Linked DNA regions of Homo sapiens: regions 1 and 2 are each linked to region 3. A link is a contact called in ENCODE Hi-C or POLR2A ChIA-PET data. All regions are on one chromosome and are shown on one strand. Each heading gives the region's core, a stretch centred on a gene start or an enhancer-like site at or near the end of the contact. The rest is flanking DNA. Distances are from core to core; before and after follow the strand shown.

Evidence for each region. Hi-C counts contacts between places; a loop is a spot of excess contacts on that map. ChIA-PET counts read pairs that join two places held with the same protein, here RNA polymerase II (POLR2A). Pooled maps may share reads with other maps.
Region 1: a loop to region 3 is called in a map of mammary epithelial cell, with 5 times the contacts of the local background. The contact joins the enhancer-like site here to the promoter of PLEKHA5 in region 3. A Hi-C loop is called at or near these places in 3 of 168 maps with a recorded cell type or tissue (PC-3, PC-9 and mammary epithelial cell), 1 of 37 single-sample maps with no recorded cell type and 4 of 50 pooled maps. POLR2A ChIA-PET finds 5 or more read pairs at or near these places in 1 of 52 experiments (WTC11).
Region 2: a map of endothelial cell of umbilical vein shows a loop between it and region 3 (2.6-fold over the local background). The contact joins the enhancer-like site here to the promoter of PLEKHA5 in region 3. A Hi-C loop is called at or near these places in 5 of 168 maps with a recorded cell type or tissue (CD4-positive, alpha-beta memory T cell, IMR-90, PC-9 and 2 more) and 15 of 50 pooled maps. POLR2A ChIA-PET finds 5 or more read pairs at or near these places in 4 of 52 experiments (CD4-positive, alpha-beta memory T cell, H1, PC-9 and 1 more).

The regions. Positions count from the first base shown.
Region 1 is chr12:18,997,190-18,999,904 of GRCh38, reverse strand. No RefSeq gene overlaps it. Among named protein-coding and RNA genes, the nearest start is that of PLEKHA5, 130 kb to the left of the region's middle. Within about 2 kb of position 1,329, at least 5 of the 41 ENCODE cell types and tissues checked have a DNase peak (open chromatin) inside an H3K27ac peak, as active enhancers do; they include PC-3 and mammary epithelial cell, where a contact is called at or near this core.
Region 2 is chr12:19,272,621-19,275,737 of GRCh38, reverse strand. It overlaps PLEKHA5 (pleckstrin homology domain containing A5), which reads right to left. Exons shown (of 32, transcript NM_001256470.2): 11 at 755-1,222. It overlaps LOC124902892 (a long non-coding RNA gene), which reads left to right. Exons shown (of 3, transcript XR_007063235.1): 3 at 1-54. Among named protein-coding and RNA genes, the nearest start is that of PLEKHA5, 140 kb to the right of the region's middle. Within about 2 kb of position 1,622, at least 9 of the 41 ENCODE cell types and tissues checked have a DNase peak (open chromatin) inside an H3K27ac peak, as active enhancers do; they include PC-9, endothelial cell of umbilical vein and heart left ventricle, where a contact is called at or near this core.
Region 3 is chr12:19,128,281-19,131,193 of GRCh38, reverse strand. PLEKHA5 (pleckstrin homology domain containing A5) reads right to left here and starts at 1,461. Exons shown (of 32, transcript NM_001256470.2): 1 at 1,306-1,461; 2 at 1,064-1,143. The coding sequence starts at 1,394.

The DNA.
Region 1 (2,715 bases), core at 80-2,579, 130 kb after region 3:
TCCTGGAATTCCAGTAATCATTATGCTCTCTCCTTAGATTCCACTTGGATAAAGAACTAGAAGAGTTGGGCCGGGCATGGTGGCTCATGCCTGTAATCCCAGCACTTTGGGAGGTCGAGGTGGGCGGATCACTAGGTCAGGAGTTCAAGATCAGCCTGTCCAACATGGTGAAACCCCATCTCTAGTAAAAATACAAAAATTAGCTGGGCGTGGTGGCTTGTGCCTGTAATACCAGCTACTTTGGGGGCTGAGGCAGGAGAATCGCTTGAACTCAGGAGGCGGAGGCTGCAGTGAGCCAAGATTGTGCCATTGCACTCCAGCCTGGGCAACAGAGTGAGACTCAATCTCAAAAAAGAAAAAGAAAAAGAAAAAGAAAAAGAAAGAACTAGAAGAGTTAGGTGGTTAGCCAAGGTGAGTAGAACAAAGTTAAATTAACTAGTCCACGTGCGGACAGATCCTTTGTTGTTGGTATGATGTATATTGTGTATTGAATCAACCCCAACGGCCAAACTCCAACACCAAACACAGCTTATTTAGGAAAAAATGATATTTTCCTTTGGAATTCTAATCACATATCTTCAGTCAGAAATAAGCGAGGAGGAATCAGGGTTAGTGTATGTTGCAAAGGGCTGGAGCTGGCAGAAGGACTATGTTACATAGGTTTACATTTGGTAAAACTAAGGACAGATGTTCAAATCAAGAGCCTCAAAAGAGCTTCAAAGTCAAAGGAAACTGCCTAAGTGAGTCACCAAAATAAGGAGGAAGACTCAACGCAGGGCATTGTTGAGGCTTGAGGTGGCCAATTAATCACACATCTTTTGACTCTGGGTTTATTTTATTAATAGATATGAATTTGAAATGTGCCTTGTGCCCAGGGCCCAAGTAGATTCCTGCTTTTTCTCCCAGGGAATCAGACTGATTTAGCCTGTGATAGGCAGAGCAGCTGGGCATCTCCAGGGCAACCCGCGCACTTCATGGAGGGGAGAAGGCCTGCAGATGAGAGAACAAAAGCCACAGAGGATAGGCTGCCTGCTTCGAACAGCTCTTCTCCGAGGCTGGGCCATGAATGATGCCACTTCTCTTCCTATGTGGAGAGCCCAGTGAGAAGTATAGAGAAGGGAAGATGTTTCTCCTTAAAATTCAGCCAATGTCGCAACTTCTAGTTTCAAGCCTGGGAAAAATTCAGGGCTAGGGAGAGAAGTCCCCTGCCCTCTCCTCCCAACCTAGTGAGAACGAACTTGAAGGTTTGAGGAAGAAGGCTGAATGTAAAACTGGCAAACAGTCTGGACAAATGCCAGAGAGAAGTGCTTGGCTGAAGCCAGCACTTAAGGGCTTCCTGAGGAATGAGTGTGGACTGGCTGGCCTCAGAATAAAGGACTGAGACAAAGCAGATGCCAGAAGTCTATTGAATTTTCACTTTGTTGTTTCAGTATCCTCTTATGCTTAATGTCTTCAGTCTTTTGCTTCTGGCTATGATGAAGTTACTGATACAAGGCTAGCCTCATGCCGTCAACAACCATGAAACTGAACAAAATACATGTGGCAACGCTTTCCAGACTGTGGAAAACAGGCAATGCAAGATTGATCCCTGAAAGAAAGAAAAATCACAAGGTAAGACCCATAACTGACCTGAATGTACCTGGGAAACATTTCCCAACCACAGCACAGGGGGCTAGAATTCACAGTGGTGATGTTCTGCTTGAAGAGATCGAGGTTAGAGTTCAGGACAGCAGAAGCAGTTGGGACAGGTGGGTACTGAAGAGGAAGAAGCTGTGTACAGGTACAGAAGTTGGTATGGTGGTTCCGCACCAGTCCTGATTGAGGACTAAGCTGGATGTGGGCTGGGTGAGACTACTCAAGGCTTATCAGAGAGCTGAGGCTTGAGGTTGTAGGATTGAGGGACTAGAGCTACTAATGCTGGGGACTTGGAGTTCCAGCCCAGCCATAGGAGAGAAATCCAGTTAACATTTCACTGATATTTATTTATTTGTTTATTTATTTATTTATTTATTTATTTATTTTTATTTTTGAGACAGAGTCTCACTCACTCTGTTGGCCAGGCTGGAGTGCAGTGGCGTGATCTTGTCTCACTGCAGCCTCTGCCTCCTGGGTTCAAGTGATTCTTGTGCCTCAGCCTCTCAAGTAGCTGGGAATACAGGTGTGTGCCACCATGCCTGGCTAATTTTTTTGTATTTTTAGTAGAGATGGGATTTCATCATGTTGCCCAGGCTGGTCTTGAACTCCTGGTCTAAAGTGATCTGCCTACTTCGGCCTCCCAAAGTGCTGGGATTACAGGTGTGAGCTACCACACCCGGCCATTTCACTAATATTTATTACAATCCAGCTAAGACCTCAGAAAGGCCTCTAAGAACCCAGCCTAGGGTACAGCCTAGAGTACACCTGGCATAATAGAGTCAGTCTATGACCAAGCCCTGATAAGATCAGGAAGATAGCGTTGGAAGTTGAATTCTTCCAAGTTAGAAGGACTTGGAAAAAATATCTTTCACTTCCCACAGATCCTTTGTAACAAAGCATAAAACTGAGCATACATCAGCTCATCAAGCCCATCATATATCAGATCATCAAGTAATTAAGCTGCCTTAGAAAATGCATCAATTTTTCAAAGGAAGATAACAGAATCCAGAGTCTGTACAATAGTTTATCTACACTATCCAGTCTAAAAAAAATTACTAATACAGTTTTAAAGACAGGACC
Region 2 (3,117 bases), core at 373-2,872, 140 kb before region 3:
GGAGTGCACTGGCACAGTCATAGCTCACTGCAGCTCCCAACTCCTGGGCTCAAGCAATCCTCCCACTTCAACTTCCCCCAAGTAGTAGGTACTACAGGTATGCACCACTATGCTTGGCTAATTTTTAAGAATTTTTTACAGAGATAGGGTCTTGCTAGGTTGCCCAGGCTGGTCTCAAACTCCTGGCATCAAACGATTCTCCTGCTTTGGCCTCCCAAAGTGCTGGGATTACAAGCCGAAAAACTGCGCCTGGCCTTGAATTTAATAGTTATGTGCATTCTGATTTAAAGAAAGCCCAAGAATAAGACTGGGAATTAGAGAGCAGTAGGCCTTTGCTGCCTCCATATTACTTGTCTCAGGAGATCCTTGCATTGTACCAACCTGCAGAAACTGGTAATGGAGGACAGTCAGAGAAGAGGTGATAATGGCAGGGGACAAGACAGGGGTGGGTTGGGAGGACAGGGCTTGCTCCCTCCCTCTCCCAAATAAACTCGATCTCTGCCTGTAACCCAAGCCTTTCCTTGTGCTTGGCCAGGAAGGATGACTCCTTGCCATTAGCAAAGTTGGGTGACAGAACATAAGAGACAGAGAATAAATACTTATATCTGATCATTATAAACAAAAGACGTAGTAATGAAGCTATAACAGCTAAAACACAATTTAAACCAATATTTTAATCAGTAGCTCAGAAACCAATCTCCACCAACACAGCATCAAAGAAACCTGGGTTCATAATGACAAGACAGACACTTACCCCCTGGTTTCTTCTTCATGACCCCTCCCCTTCTGGATTTTAATCCACTGTTCCAACTGCTGCATTGAATTTGTTCTCTGTATGACTCGATCGGCCTCTGTGTATAAGGGCCCTGTATTGGGGCGATTTCCACCTCTAAGATCTGCCAGGCTAACATTGACTATTTTGTTCTCTGAACTGCTCAAGTTGATTGGTCTGTAGTGCACAGTCTGAGCAGGGCATGCTGACCCACTCTCATATTCAGATGGCAGAGAATTCAGCTTTACACTATTAATTTTTGTTAAGGGTCTATCTTGACCATCCTTCTGAAATCCATATTTTTCAGCTTCTAATGCCTTTTTTTCTTCAATTTTGCTCATTTCCTTGTTTTTTTGATTGTTTTGGATCTCTGGTTTAATTAGCACTCTATGGTTGGGAATGTTATTGGTTTCTTTAGTTGGTGCATTTTCAGATGTAATCTTGTCCACTCTGAAATCAGAGAAGAAAATCATAGTAAATCAGATGAAATAATGTACATATTACTTCTGGGATTCAATCTAGGAAAAATTATACTTTACGGGGGTGGGGGCCAGGGGACTGGAAAGGGTCACAGTGGACAAGTCTACACAAATACCCAATGCTGTGATATTAACATTCAAGCACAACACCAGAATGTATAAACAGAAAGGGGGAAAAAGAAAACATAAAGAACTAGAGCGTAAAAAGTGATGTGTGCTCCCACCATTAGGAATCTGAAAATAAAGCAAATTAAGATTGCCTTATGACAGTTAAACCACAAAGTCTACACTTAAAGGACCACAGTAGATAGTCCCTTGAAAGGAGCCACATGGCTCCCAGCCAAGGTTAGCTGCTTGTTGACTCATGAGACAAACATGAGTCTGGTTGTGGAAATGGCTGCAACAGGAAATCATAGTCTGATGCTATCAAAGATCTGAACCATATAATTAACTCCTTTTGTTTGTATTCAAGAGGAACTCAGTATGATTTTAGAGCTCTTGGAGTCTGACTGCACATGTCCAGCTTGCAACTCTGTTCTTACTAGCTGAGTCTTCAGGCAAAGTACAGAACACTTAAAGTGCCTATGCTTCCTCTTTGGTAAATGGGTATGATTGTGCCACCAAGATCAGAGGGTTCTTGTGAGAATCAGATGAGTTAATGAGTGGCTGGCACAGACCTTATTTTACCATTATAATTCCAACACATCAAGCAATCTTGGGTTAGAATCTGGCATCCCATGTCCACCTGGCCACTGAAAGAATGAGCTCGTTAACAGCATGTGTCTAGGTCACTCGACAGTTGTACTTGCTCACTATTCTAGTTGCCATATCTAGGTCTTTCCCTGAGCCTAATCACTTCCAGACTCTGAAAAGATCAAGCTGAGTGTGTGAACCTGCACGAAACTGCCAAGATCATGCCACTCTAGGAGGCCTCTCAGGAGCCAGCCAACCCTCCATATTCCAATAAATAAAAATGCTTCTATCAGAAACTAGGTGTGGTAATGCTGCCAATGTTTATGACGTGTGGAAAGGATGTAGATCTATATACATATATCTGTAATCAACTATAGATGAAGATATCTAGAAGCTTTGGAATATGGTCACCAAGGAAAAAAAATTAAAAAAAAAAGGTGACTATTTTTCTTGGAGTAAAGTTATGAACCATCCATATATTTAGGTTAAATATAAACCATGGCTTCTAGATTGGAGGCAACATTAGACATTGGGAAAATTTACTAAGATAGACTATGTGCTTCTTTCTCTTGAAAAATAAAAGTTGGCCAGGTGTGGCCACTGATGCCTGTAATCCCAGCACTTTGGGAGGCCAGGGTGGGTGGATCACCTAAGATCAGGTGTTTGAGACCAGCCGGGCCAAAATGGTGAGACCCCGTCTCTACGAAAAATAAAAAAAAAATTAGCTGGCTTGGTGGAGGACATCTGTAATCCCACCTACTCGGGAGGCTGAGGCAGGAGAATTGCTTGAACCTGAGAGGCAGAGTTTGGAGTGAGCTGAGATCGTGCCACTGCACTCCAGCCTGGGCGACAGAGCGAGACTCCATCTCAAAACAAGAACAACAAAGAAGGCATAGAACATTTACACTAAAAGCATATGTATCCCTTGCTATTTGGGAGGGTAGGAATTTTAACATTAAACATAAAATAACTGAAAAGATTTTTAAAACATATTTACTGTAGTCTATCTAAAGCTATTATTATTACTGTCATCATGATTATTATCATTATTATTTGAGATAAGGTCTCTTGCCGTATAACCCAGGGGGGAGTGCAGTGACGTGATCTTGGCTCTCTGCAACCTCAACTTTCTGGGCTCAAGTGATCCTTCCCTCTCAGCCTCCCGAGCAGCCG
Region 3 (2,913 bases), core at 212-2,711:
GGACTGCTGAAACTGGCCTCGCCTTCGACCCAAACTGCTCTCAAGCCTTTCCAATCACCAGGACTAGAGGCAGGCCAGTAAGAGAACACATGTTACATTTCAAAGACAAACAAGTCACGAATGTAAACAAAGAATGATAAAAGAAACCCAGACCAGTACAGAAACTACGAGGAGCCTTTTCCAGCTCCACTCACACTTAGCATTCAAACAAGCTCCCAAAGCCACCCGAGAGAGCCGCTTCCCCACGGACTCCCTCCAAACAGGGCCCGGGTGCCCCCATACGGGACACCCCCTCGCACGCCCACCGCCTCCTGGCAGTCTGTGCAACCTCCGTGCGGCTGGCGGGGACTTTAGATCCGGATCGCCAGCAACTGAGGCTGCGAACGCCTCCTCCGGCTCCGGCTGCTCCTCCCGTGGCAGGAGGGAACGCGCCAAGCGTTTCCCGAGCCGTTCCCTGTCACAGAGAGGATCGCAGCACCCCCGAACTCCTCTCCTCCTCCTCCTCCTCCTTCATCAGCCACCTACCCACAAGTCCCACCTAGGAGGAGGAAGCTGCACGGCAGGAGGCAGCGCTCCTGGGAGGAGGGGGAGGATGTGGTTACGTTATCCCGGCGGGCGATCGGGGTCCGGGGCTGCAGGGAGGGGAGTGGGTAAGGACTGCCTGAAGATTGCTGGGGGGCAAGACGGCAGCTGGGGGTCACCGGGGAGTGAGTAGCGGCCGCGGAGGAAAAACTCAGGACTCCAGGTTTCAGGGAGGGGAGCGTCGCCACTCTAGGGTCGCGAGGGTCGTCTAGGCTGGGATGGGGGGAGAAGGCGCAGGAAGAGGGCGCCGTCTCCAAGTGCTGATGAAAGGCTGAGGAGAAAGAGGCGCCCCGAGACTGGAGAGAACTCCCGGCGGCGGAGTCCCCGTGGCCCCTCTACCTGCGGCCGCTCCCGCCCGGCCTCCGCCCCGCCTCGCCGCCTCCCGGGGCCCGCGGCGCGGGGCAGGTTGCGGGGAGCCGGGCGGCCCGGGCTCTGCCGCCTCCTCCAGGCGGAGCCCAACTCCGTTTGGGCCCGGCGTTACCTGTGCTCTGCCGCCGGTGTCCGGTGACCACCGCCTCGCCGGTGACGGGGTGCAGCCAGGTGGTGCTCTTGGCCTCCTCGCTGCAGGGGTGAGAGAAGGGGCAGACACGGAGCGTGAGAGGGGACGCGGGGGCGAGCCGAGGGGCTGCAGGAGCACAGACCCGGGCTCTCCCCCGTGTCGCCAGCCGCCCGCCTCCTGCCCTCCCGCCCCCGCGGGCCCCCGTGCCGTCCCCGGCTCTTTACTTGATGAAGAAGACTCGGCCGCCCCTGGTGATCCCGTAAGTCCAGGACCGGGGCAGGGAGATCCACTCCAGGTTCAGATCCGCCGCCATGTCTGATCCCTAGCCGCCGCCGCCGCCTTCTCCTGCTGCCGCCGCGGCTGCCGAGGGAGGAGGGAACGAGCGAGCGAAGGGAGCGCGGAGCGAGCGCGCCTCCCCGGCCCGGCGCGCCCCCGCGCGCGCCCTACCCCCTCGGGCGGTGCCCGCCCCGCCGCCCCGGCAGGGTCCGGCCCCCGTCGCCGCCCCTCCGCATCCCGGCGGCCGCCGGCCGGCCGCCCCGCCGCGCGCTCGGGGGATGGGCAAGCGGCGCCGCGCCCCAGACCCCTCCCTCGGGCCCCTGCGGCGCGCCCGCCCCCTCCGCCGCGCGAAGGTTCCGGGATCGATTAAAAAAAAAAAAAAAAAAAAAAAAAAACGCGTCCTGCCCCCAGGGCTTTGCCCGAAGGCTTCCCATCCCAGGGCGCGATCAAAGGGAGCCTAATAATGCCCAAGCCCCTGATTTCTCTCTTTCAAACAACAAAAACACAGCGTCTGAGCTTTGTTTTATAAGAGCTGTTGGAGAGCCAACAGATTTTTCCAATATATTTATCGTTTTAAAATGGAAAGCTGTTTTTATTAAAGCACACGAAAGGCCTTTCCTGTTTGTTTGTTGTGTGCCAGATATCAAAGGTTGGACGTGATACGTGGCCCCATGAAATATGAGTGGATTTAGACTTGACAAAACAAGTTTTTTCTCTTCCTAGGCCCCTTAGGTCATATCTTATAAAATAAAAACTCGTCTTTTTCTGGTACTTGTTTTTAAAGATTCACTTAACATCAGTGTGGATTTTTACTTGCCCTGTCTCCAATAGATTACAATAATAGCTTATTTTATGGAGTCCTTGTGACGGTGTACATTTTTAAATCTTCACAACAACTATATATATATGTGTGTATATATATATATGTGTGTGTGTGTGTGTATATATACACACACACACACAATCTATAAAAAATCCCCATTTTACAGATAGGAAAAATGAAGTTTAAAAACACAGTAGTTTGCCCAGTCATAGTAATAACTGCCAAAGCCTGGATTCAAACTGGCTGTAGGATTTCAAAAGTATATTTGTATAACCTCCTTGCTGTACAAGCCCACTTTGTTTTACTGCGATTCACTTTATTGCTGTTTGCAGATCTTTCACATCTTACAAATTGAAGGTTTGTGGCAACTCTGCATTAAGCAAGTCCTAGCACCGTTTTTCAACAGCATTTGCTCACTACATGTCTCTGTGGCACATTTTGGTAATTCTTGCAATCTTTCAAACTTTTTCATTATTGTACCTGTTATAGTGATCTGTAATCAGTGATCTTTGATGTTACTGTTGAAATTGTTTTGAGGGCACCATGAACTGAGCCCATGTAAGACAGGGACTTAATAAATGTGTGTGTTCTGACTGCTCCACCAACCAGCTGTTCCTCTGTCTCTCTGCTTCATCTTGGGCCTCCATATTCCCTGAAATGAAACACTAATAATTGTCTAATAATAATGGCCTAATATTGAAATTAGGCCAACCAGTAACCCTACAATGCCCTT